2 separate regions of the Mus musculus genome follow, and region 2 is linked to region 1. A link is a contact called in ENCODE Hi-C or POLR2A ChIA-PET data. All regions are on one chromosome and are shown on one strand. The core of a region is the stretch at or near the end of the contact, and the rest is flanking DNA. Distances in the headings are between cores, read along the strand shown.

What was found. A loop is a pair of places that touch in the nucleus more often than their neighbours do. ChIA-PET counts read pairs that join two places held with the same protein, here RNA polymerase II (POLR2A).
Region 2: a map of v-Abl transformed pro-B cells shows a loop between it and region 1 (3-fold over the local background). The contact joins two enhancer-like sites. A Hi-C loop is called at or near these places in 4 of 37 maps with a recorded cell type or tissue (Patski, T-helper 2 cell, mouse trophoblast stem cell and 1 more). POLR2A ChIA-PET finds 5 or more read pairs at or near these places in 1 of 5 experiments (embryonic stem cell).

The regions. Positions count from the first base shown.
Region 1 is chr1:177,681,251-177,686,304 of GRCm38, reverse strand. No RefSeq gene overlaps it. Among named protein-coding and RNA genes, the nearest start is that of 2310043L19Rik, 41 kb to the right of the region's middle. Within about 2 kb of position 1,549, at least 2 of the 3 ENCODE cell types and tissues checked have a DNase peak (open chromatin) inside an H3K27ac peak, as active enhancers do.
Region 2 is chr1:177,425,324-177,430,615 of GRCm38, reverse strand. No RefSeq gene overlaps it. Among named protein-coding and RNA genes, the nearest start is that of Zbtb18, 14 kb to the left of the region's middle. Within about 2 kb of position 1,969, at least 1 of the 3 ENCODE cell types and tissues checked has a DNase peak (open chromatin) inside an H3K27ac peak, as active enhancers do.

The DNA.
Region 1 (5,054 bases), core at 300-2,799:
GACACCCAGGAGCTTCTGGGGCTGCTGTGTTGGACTCCTGCTTTTTCCAGAAGATGAGGTACAAACAGAGGTGTGACCTAGTGATAGAGAACATGTTTAGCACTTGGTACACTTACAAAACAAAAGGTTTAGGTCTGGAGAGATGGCTCAGCTGTTAGGAACACTGACTGCTCTTCCAGAGCTCCTGAGTTCAATTCCCAGCACCCACATGGTGGCTCACAACCATCTGTAATGGGATCCGATGCACTCTTTTGGTGTGTCTGAAGACAGCTACTGTGTACTCATATAAATAAAAAAAAATGGATACATCTTTAAAAATAAATCAAGACAAAGGTTTGATCTCTAACATCACAATCACACCAAGACCTTCCTCCCAGCACTGTAAACAGAAGGCACAGGTTCTCAAGCCCCACCGCCAGTCAGGCACCACGTGATCTGTGATGATTTAACTCCTCAAGACTCCTACCCCTTCCTCACGGTTCACTTGATGGCCCTAAGTGGAAAGACCAAAGAAAATGGCTGTACTTACATCACAAAAAACACGAGAGAGAATTTGGCAGTGGGTATATTTAGGAAAGCATATGACTGTGTGGATTTGTTCTCTTTATCTATTCTGAGGCCAGGGCTTTATGCTATATTGGGGTTAGGCATCAAAACAGGTTTTGGGTTTTTGAAGAAATTTAACCAAGTATGAGTTTAGACTCTACTTCTAGGAATCCTTAGTGTTCTCATAGTGTATGTAACGTTTAAATGTTATTATTTTGGTTTGGTTTTGGTATTGAAACTGAACACAAGACCTCCTGCATGCCAAGCCTGGCCTCTAGCACTAAGCTACCCTCAATCGTTAACAGTCATTTGATTTGCTTTATCTTATATAAGCCTCAGAAAAGTATAATAATATTTATCATGAACTCTATTTTACAGATGAGAAGCCAATCATTAGAGTGAAGTGATCTGTTCAAGCGAGAGAGAGAGAGAGAGAGAGAGAGAGAGACAAGTAGTTACTTGGTACTTAAATATCGTCCTGTGTGTGGTTTTCCCAAGACATACTACATGACTTCCTGAGATGTCTTAAATAAAACACCACGGGAAATATTTTTGAAGACCCTTTCAAACATTTTCTGTATCCCTTCCCTAATTTTATAAGGGGCTGGTTTGTCTAGACTTGTATATACCCAGTATGGCCACAAGATGTCAGGTTAATCTCGGTCTTTGAGAAACTGGCTTCATTGGGGCACCAGTAGTAAGGTCCTCTTTTGCTGAAGAAGACAAATGAAAGCTATGAATAAATAATAACAATAATAATAATAATAATAATAATAATAATAATAATAATAATAATAAACAACTAAGGAATAAAGGAAAAACAAAACAAAAGCCCTTAGGTGGCTACATAGGTTAAATAGCAACTTTTCTCTCTTTCTGTTTTGAATCAAGCAACTGAAAGTTCAGATAAGCCTGTGTGTCACTTCTGTTTGCTCTTGGAGGCAGGAGGTCAGGACTTGGGCCAGCCCCTTAGCGAACATTATTCATCTGTCCAGCTCTGGAACAAATGTGAAGAAATGAAGTCGCTTCAGTGAGGGGAGACAGTGTTGTTATTGTTGCTGGTGATGGTTCTATTTGCCAGCAAGCATAAAAACATACTTTGGAATCCAAACAGGCTTGTCAGAGGGAACTTTTGTTCCATGTTTGGGCTGGGATGCTTCCAGGGCAAAATCAGGCGGGCATTTGAACCTCAGGAGGCCAGGAGAGAGCTGCACACAGCAGCCACTGATGGAAAAGGCCAGCCATCAGCTGCAGTTTCATCTGGGTGTTATTTGACTGCAGTCTATGCAGCTTGGGCTGCCAACTGGGGTCACTTCTCTGAATGAGTACTAAGGGGAGGAGGGGGGAGCAGGGCTCTGTAGTCCAGGACGGAGGACTCGTCGGCCACAAACGGGGATAAACAAGCTTAGAAGCTTGAGCTTTTGGAAAGCCGCTCCTCACTTTAGGGCTTTGGAGAGAGAAAGTGGTCCTGATTCTGCAGGATTTATCTGCTGTCGGGTCTCAATTACCCCAAGATCTCTGGCAATGCCTATGGGATCCCTTTGCTACGTGGATTAACTGCCCTGGGGACAAAGCCATCTTTGCTGTGTGTGGTGAGAGTTTAGGGTAGAGAAACTCGTGGTAACGCTAGTCTCAAGAAGCCTAAATTGAGAAAGCCTCTGCCTTTCTCCGCTACTGTTACATAATTTGAGCTGACGGTCCCATCCGCAGCTGTCCCGCTGCCTCCTCCCTCTGCAGATGGGAGAAGCTCGCTGGGTGGACAGGCTTACACTAATCTATCTATTTGGAAGGCAAGATGGTGATAAATTACGACCATGGTGAATATCACTAAGACGCGGTAGAGCCAACAGTACTCTGAATTTTCAGTTCTTCCTCACAACCCTGCTGGACTACCTAGGGCATCACTGAATGTTTTATTTCACCTTGAGATCCTGAGATAAGATAGGCTCTTACTCCAGAGCCCAAAATGTCCCGGTCTGAAGTGGCAAGCTCCCCACAGGAGGAGCCCGTGAATTTCAATAAATGGAGGAGCCTCTTATTTTGTAAATAAAGTAACAGCTCAAGGAAATGAAGTGATTGCGCCAATTATACACCTAATTGGTGGCAGATTAGGGACCGGAGCACAGCCCATTACTTCTGCTTCCTATCCCACTTCTGCTGTCTTGAATTTGAAAATACCTTTCACTTTATTTTAACTTAATTAGTTAATGGACTATTGCTTGGCTGGGACTGGAACTCAGGTAGGCAGATGCTCTACCACGAAGCTGCATCCCTAGTTGGTCTTATTTACTTAAAAACATGCCTTAAGTTAGCCTTCAGTTTTGTTTTTATAGTCAGGCCAGAGGCCGCCACCCAGAGCTGTCTCTGCTTCTAACCTCCAGGTTCCTTCTCATCTCAACCACAACTACCAGGCCTTGTAAACCTTACTGACTCTCAAGCTGAAAGGATAATTTTCAGCATTTAACCTCAATTCGGGCCTTTAGGATGGAATGGGTTTCACAGCATGGCCTGGGGATGTTTTCTAGAAAGAGCCAGATAGTCAATATTTGGGGTTTTGAAAGCCATACCTTACATAACAATTTGAGATGAAAATGTCTTTGTCATAACTACTCAGATTTGAGTTCCCAGCATGAAAACAGCCAAAATACACAAGGCTCCTGTCTATGATCGCAGCACTTGAAAGGGTGAAGTCTGGGAGGACCGTGACTCCAAGATCAGCCAGGGCTACACAGTGAGTTCAAGACCAGTGTGAACTATATGACACCTGGAGTCAACAAAACAACAAATAACCGAAAAAAAAAATAGCCATATAGTATACTAGGTAAATGAGCACGGCTTCTTGAGAATCAATTTAGTCTCTGGGACAAAATCTTCTACTTTTACAATAACGAAACCCAATTTTGAGTTTCTATTCTTCAGCATATTATGGTCTAAGCTCTGTCTTTGTGTTTTGTTTGACCTGAGTGTATGAGATGGTGTCTCAGCTTGGGCTACTGTAAGGCAGGACTGGGTGCCTCAAACACCAGACATTTTTCACAGTTCCAGAGGGTGGGAAGTCCAAGGTCAAGGCACTGGGCGATCCAGTGCCTGGTGAAGATCTTGCCTGGGTTTTTAAAGGTGGCTGGTTAATAATTATGGACCCACATGGTGTGCGTGTGCATGTGTGTGTGTGTGTGTGCACGTGCGTGTGTGTTTAATCTTCCCTCTCCCCATCCTCATTTGTTTTTGAAGACAGTATCTGCTTGTGTAGCTCAGGCTAGCCTTAAACTCCCTTTATAGCTCAGACTGCCTTGGAACTTACTGTGTAGCTCAGTCTAACTTGAAACACACAATACTTACACCTCGGCTTCTCAAATTCCTGCTAGAATCACAGGCATGAGCTGCCATGGATTCAACATTTGTGTTTCTTATAAAAGAATATTAACTCCATTCGAGAGGGTGCCCCCTTTCATGGCCTGCTCTAACCTTAAAATCTCCCCAAAGTTCCTCATGTGACATATTTTCACTTGGAGGACCAGGGCTTCAGTGTGAACGTGGGATGCAGGAGAGTTGCCCAGGTCCCCTTCACAGCAGATGGTACAGGTAGCAAAGTTTGAAGATGGAAACAAACAAACAAACAAACAAACAAACAAACAAACAAACGATGGGAAGAGTCGGGGGGAGATTAGAACCTGAGACCTTTCTCCACTGTCTAGGGTATGTCAAACTCCAATGTGTAAGGCCTTGGACCACAGCATCTTTTTAAAATCCTCACAGCATCTAGGAGATAGAGCACTACAGTCAAAAACATGCTCAGGTCTTGTTAGCAGCTGGGCTGTCTCTAGTCCAGCGCTACTGTCTGTGCTTTCCCCAGCCTGGCAATGGCTTTTAAGGAATCTGTACGCAGGCGGGCATAGGGTGGAATGCTGAATCCCACTCCCTCAGTCGCTGCCTACTAAAAGGTTGTTGAATGAGTACTTGAAGGGATAAGAATTTGTGCGTTCATCTAATGCTCTCTTTAAAATTAACTATCCAGAGGGGCTAGGAATTAGGTTGGTTGTGGAGGGCTCCTCTAGCAACACAGAATAGAAGAGAAACTTCCAACCCCTGTCTTAAGTGAGCATGTGGCCCAGATTGAATTATTAGGTGTAGGGCTCCCCCTATTCCTCCAGACATCAGGAATCCCAGAGGCAGTGTGGGCATCTTCACCAGCTCAAAGGGACTTCGAGCCTCCCCATAGCGGGCGTGGTCTGCTGCAAGTGGGCGTGGCCCGTCTTTGGGAGGAGCCTGAAGAGTTCCCTCTCTGGGAGGTGTGGAGTGACTGCGGGTTTGGAGAAGTCCCACTTTCTCGAGGGAGGAAGCATTGGACTGTCCCGAGGGCCTTTCAGTTAGAGGAACCTGAGACTACAGTGGGCTCTCCTTAGTGAAGTCATTAGCTAAAACTGTGTGCAGGCCATGCTTCCCGGATGATCAGGATGCCTCTTGGGTGTGGAAACCTGGCCACTCTGCGCTGCGACTTCTCCTTTTTC
Region 2 (5,292 bases), core at 720-3,219, 260 kb after region 1:
CCAGTGGCTGCAAGAAAATCTGAGAAGTAGACAGAAAAGGTAATCTAACCCTAATAAGAGGAGAATTTCAGAAAGCAAAGGTCAAAAGGAGGCAAAGCAGATGGAGAGAACCATAAGGTTAGGCAACATTTAGAAGCAGTAGTTTTGCCAGTTTTCAGTCCTTTCATCTTTCACCAATACACATACATATATACAGGTATCCACATAACCAAATACATACACATACATACATATATACATACATACAGGTATACACACACACACACATGCATTTATGCACATCCGTTTTAGGGGATAAAACCCAAATCATGCGCGAGGCAAGTGATTTACCTAAAACTAAGTTATAGTTACAGTCCCCACATTTTTTTCCATGAGAAATACTATCTCTTATCTTTTATTTTTAGAAAATCTCCATTCACTGAACTAAAAACAAGGGACCCGGTATGGGCAAACCTGAGCATTCAAGAAGTAACATCGTGATCATCAGTTTAAGGGCACGGCGGCGCTAGAATTTGGGGCCACCACTGCATTATGAGGTCTACAAACTTTCGAAACAGGAGGATCTTCTGAAACAAGAGGATCTTTCGAGAAAACAGAGGATTTTATTTTCTTTGAACGACACTGGAGCCTGAGGAAGCATCCCATCCAGCAGGGCCTCTCAGCAACGGGAGTAACGTCGCTTTGCTCAGCGTGAACGTCCAGATCCCATTCCCAAAATGGTTTACATGTTTCTGACCTCCTTGCCATGTGCCTCTAAACCTCACCTCCATCCCGAGTCTTTTCCTTCATGGTTTTTTTCTTTCTTTTCTTTTTTCTTTTTTCTTTTTTTTTTAAATTTGAGTTCTCACTGCTAGTATTATTATTTTTAGGGCTGCAATCTCCCATAGCCCTTATTTTCACTCAAAATTACAATACAGGGGACTATGGCCAATGCTATGCAGATGGCCAAATAGATAATAAAGACTCGGTTCATGAATAATACCCACTCAGAAAGAGGACAAAAGCAACAGGAAAAAAGACCCAAATTGGACAAAATGTGCATGCTATATTTAAAAAAAACCACACACGCGATCATTGTCAGAGATCATTAAGGGTGCCCTGTAGTTTTAATTATATGCCAGTGGCACCAATTTGATGTGACTGTTTGCTCCTATAGTCAATAAAAAAAGTCATAACTGCCATCAAATTTAAATTTAATTTATTTTCTACACAGCCCTTTCTGTTTTCCTTGTTTTTTTCTTTTATAACATTAACACTTTTTTTGTTGAAAAATGTGTGAAAGATTAATTTGTAGAATGAGGGAGCCGTGGGTGCACAGCAAAGGACAGATGGAGTGGGTGGGACATGACAGTTTTTGTCTGTGGCATCATTTTGTTGTTGCTATTGCAAGGGAAAGAGAGCTACTGCTACCACGATCCTTTCTTGGGGTTGGGGACACTCTGAGAAGGTATGCTTCTCTCACCTCAAGCTGGCCACTGCCATCTCAGGGCACAGACCCCTACCAAGACAAGTCATGAGCTCTTCCGTTTCCACAACGGAGATTTTCATAGAATTCCACCCTACTTTTGTAAAAAAAAAAAAAGAAAGAAAGAAAGAAAGAAAAAGAAAAGAAAGCAGAATGAGGCAGACTTGTAAGATGAATATGCTGAAATAAAGTCACCATTTATCTCCTCTGAACGCCATACTGTAAAATCAAGTGCGCACAGGTCTGGTGAAGGCTATCATTTAAATGTAAATGTTTGGGGACAGCAGTCAAAATTCTACTCGTGTTGAAGGGAGTCTTTCTTCTTCTTTTTTTAATGTCAAAACTCACAATGTATAATTTTCAACTTGATTTTTTTTGCCTCGAAGCAGCCCTGGTTTATACGACAGTGTTGTGGGGGTTCACTGTTGTAAAGTTTCTTCTTGAAGAAGGCAATTACCAAGGGAAAATCACTGCCATGCGGCACACACAGACATTCTGAGAAAAAAGTAAGACTTGGAGGAGGAAGAGGGGAATTCGGGACAGCATGTGGGAGGGGAGATGGGAGTTCTTTTTATGCACAAAGGGATCCATTAACAAAATCTTTATCTGTTTCCGTCCCCTTGTGAACTGAACCAATGTGCAGTGCCCAGAATATGCGAACGTGATTGCAAATAAACGACTCGTGTGGCGCGGAGGAAATGAGCGAGCGCATACCGAAACAGACTGGTGTTTGATTCCGTGGCAAGATAAAATTTGCATGGAGGAAAATCTCCCCAACACCTTTGCCTCGAAGGTTCCCATCTGTCTTCCTGAGGCAAAGCAAGGCAAAGTGTCCCACCTACGGAAGTCAGCAGTTCCAAATGAAGCGCCCAGTACTGATTCTACACCTCCCAGGCCACTTCAGCTGATGCTCAGTGCTCCTACGGAGAGGGGATTTGAGAGTCAGGTCATTGTATATCCATCCTTATGCTATTTTTCTAACTAGACAGTAGGCTGTCCTGGGGAGGGATGTGCCCTGAGCATTCTGCGGTTGTGCCTGGTTGGCATGATCCCTCTGCTGGGTTATGGGATGATGTGCGGCCACAGGAAAGCAGTCTGTCTCTGGGTCAGACCACCTGCATCTGACATCCGGCTGGCTGCCTTACAGCACCCCAGGGACCAGTACACCCACGTAGTTTCTGTTTCTGTTGAAAATAGTCATGACACTAACAGCATGCACCTTCAGTGGGAATTTAGATCCTATCTGGTAGGGATATAAGAGTCCAGGTTTTGGATGTCCCCACCATCAGATCGCTGGGGACACTCAAGCCTCCAGATATTTAGTAGGATCTGTGTCATTAGGGAATATATGGTGTTAAGAATAGATACAATTTAAAAACTTACTGCAGTGGGATACAAATTATAAGTAACATTGTAGGACGTGGGAGGGGGTGAGTCTAGTGTGTATGCTACCAACCAGTAAATTACAGTCCACAGAAAGAAAACATAAAGGTGTCTATCGTTTTAACTAATTTAAAGAGAGTTGTCTATGATTTGTCTGTTCTCCCATACTTTCTCCATGGTTCCGTTTGGTGGTCGGCATCCCAGAGATGGAAAATCCAGCAAGTTTTTGTTCATATGAACACATTCACAGACATAAATGGGCTCAGAAGAGATTATCTATCCACAGATCAGTATAACAATCTCAACACTGCTGCAGTCATTGAGACAATTGCAGCCTGTTGTTATATGCCTGTATATGCACGTAATTTTCTCTCTGCACAGCGAGGACCGCAATGCAGAGTGGACTCCTTCTTCTTTTCCTGTAGGATTCATGTAAGTGATACCACACATCGGAGGATGCCTAATTCACTGACTACAGAGGAATTATGATGGGCTAAGAATGGGATGGATATGGTAACCATCTGCATCCCATCTTATTTCTTTTATGGTCCTGAGGATGGAATCTCGAGATCCTCGTTCACACTAAACCAAGAGCTCTGCCCCTGAGCTACACCCTCATCCTGCTTATTTATTTTTAATTATAAACAAGAAAATGGCCATATGTATATGTATACAGATGCATATCTAAAATTGCACTTTGGACAAGCCGACTTTCCCGAGCAGGAGTACGTTCTCAGTGATTAACTTGAGTGATTTCTTTTTTTTCCTGGTCATTACTCTCCCAGCAGTTCTCTTTCTTCCTTAGTGATAAAACTCAAGTACATGATGCCTTCAAATAAACTGTTTCCCAGCTTCCTTTGCAGCTAGATACCCATATGGTGAGCTCTGGGCGTGTGAGTGGAAGCATTTTGGTCCTCATTAAAAGACAGTCCACATGCCTGTGGTGTCTTTCATTTTGTTGCTATCTAGTGTCTGAAATGTACGTGTAATGAGTTGAGCTTGGGCTGATATAATGGACCCCAAGGATGGGATGTACACACCTGGGATGGTTTATATTGATTGTAACGAGATGGGATATAGGAGAAAGTTTCTAGGCATGCCTGTGAGGGATTTTCCAGACTAGAGAAACTGAGGCAGAAAGAGCCTCTCACCATGGATAGCAGCATTTCCCTGGCTGAGGTCCTGGACTGGGTGAAAAGAAGAAAGCAAGCTAACTCTAAGGATTTGTTGCTCTCTGCTTCTGCTACAGATGCAGTGCAAGCAGCTGTCTCAAGCTCTCACTGTCCTGCATTCTCTACAGCGACGGGCAGTGCCCTCCCACCCAGAGCCTGAATGGACCCTTCTTTCCTTACCTACCTTCAGGAACGCTGTCCATCTCACTGACCTAGAGCTCACCATTTGGCTAGACTAGCTGGGCAGCAAGCCCCAAAAAGCCTTCTCTGTCACCTCTCAGTGCTCAATTTACAGGCACGTGCCACCATGGCCAGATGGTTGTATGGGTCCTGGAAATCGAGCGTAAGTCCTCACGATTGTGCACAAGTATTGCATCACCCAAACTATCTCCCCAGACCCCAGTCCTGTTACATACGTAGAGTTTGCTTAAAGAGTAGATCTTCAGTGCTCTTCACACACACACACACACACACACACGTTGAGGCACACACACACGCTTACATACACAATACATATTCTCACATACACACATGCATACACATATACACACTCACTTATATACAAAAACATACACAATACTCATATACACACATACATGCACACACTTATATACACACATAAGTATATACATATATACATACATACTCATACACACATACATATATACACATATACACACCTACTCACATACATAATACACATACACACACACACACATATATATATATATACATACATACACATATACACATGCACATACATAAATACACACATACATGTAATATACATGTAGCTATAAGAGGAGATCAAAATGCTAATTAGCTTGACTACAGTAATCATATCACTATAGATCATATATAGGCTTTACATTGTGCTCGTTAAATATACACAAATTTTACTTTAAAATTAAATAACAAACAGTAAAAAAAAATCAAAAACAAAAAGCAAATGTGCCAACTTAGCTCTAGGTGGGCAGAGTATGGCCGTGTTTAGTTTTGTTTGTACTTTTATGTATTTTAAAGTAAAAATAAGACTTGTTTATTTGAGAAAAGAGTTCATGTGTATCTTGTTGAAGGTCTTGTTATTTGGCATTCTTTACTTGCAGCCCCAAGTATTGCATCTTTGTATATATCGTCTAAAGTGCAAGGGATGCAGGGTATTTATAATCAGGTTACATCTTTAAATGTCATGTATGTTAATATGTCAGCATAACAAAAGGAACATTTAAATAGAAAAATCTAGTATTTTTTTGAAAATATGTATGTGCAACA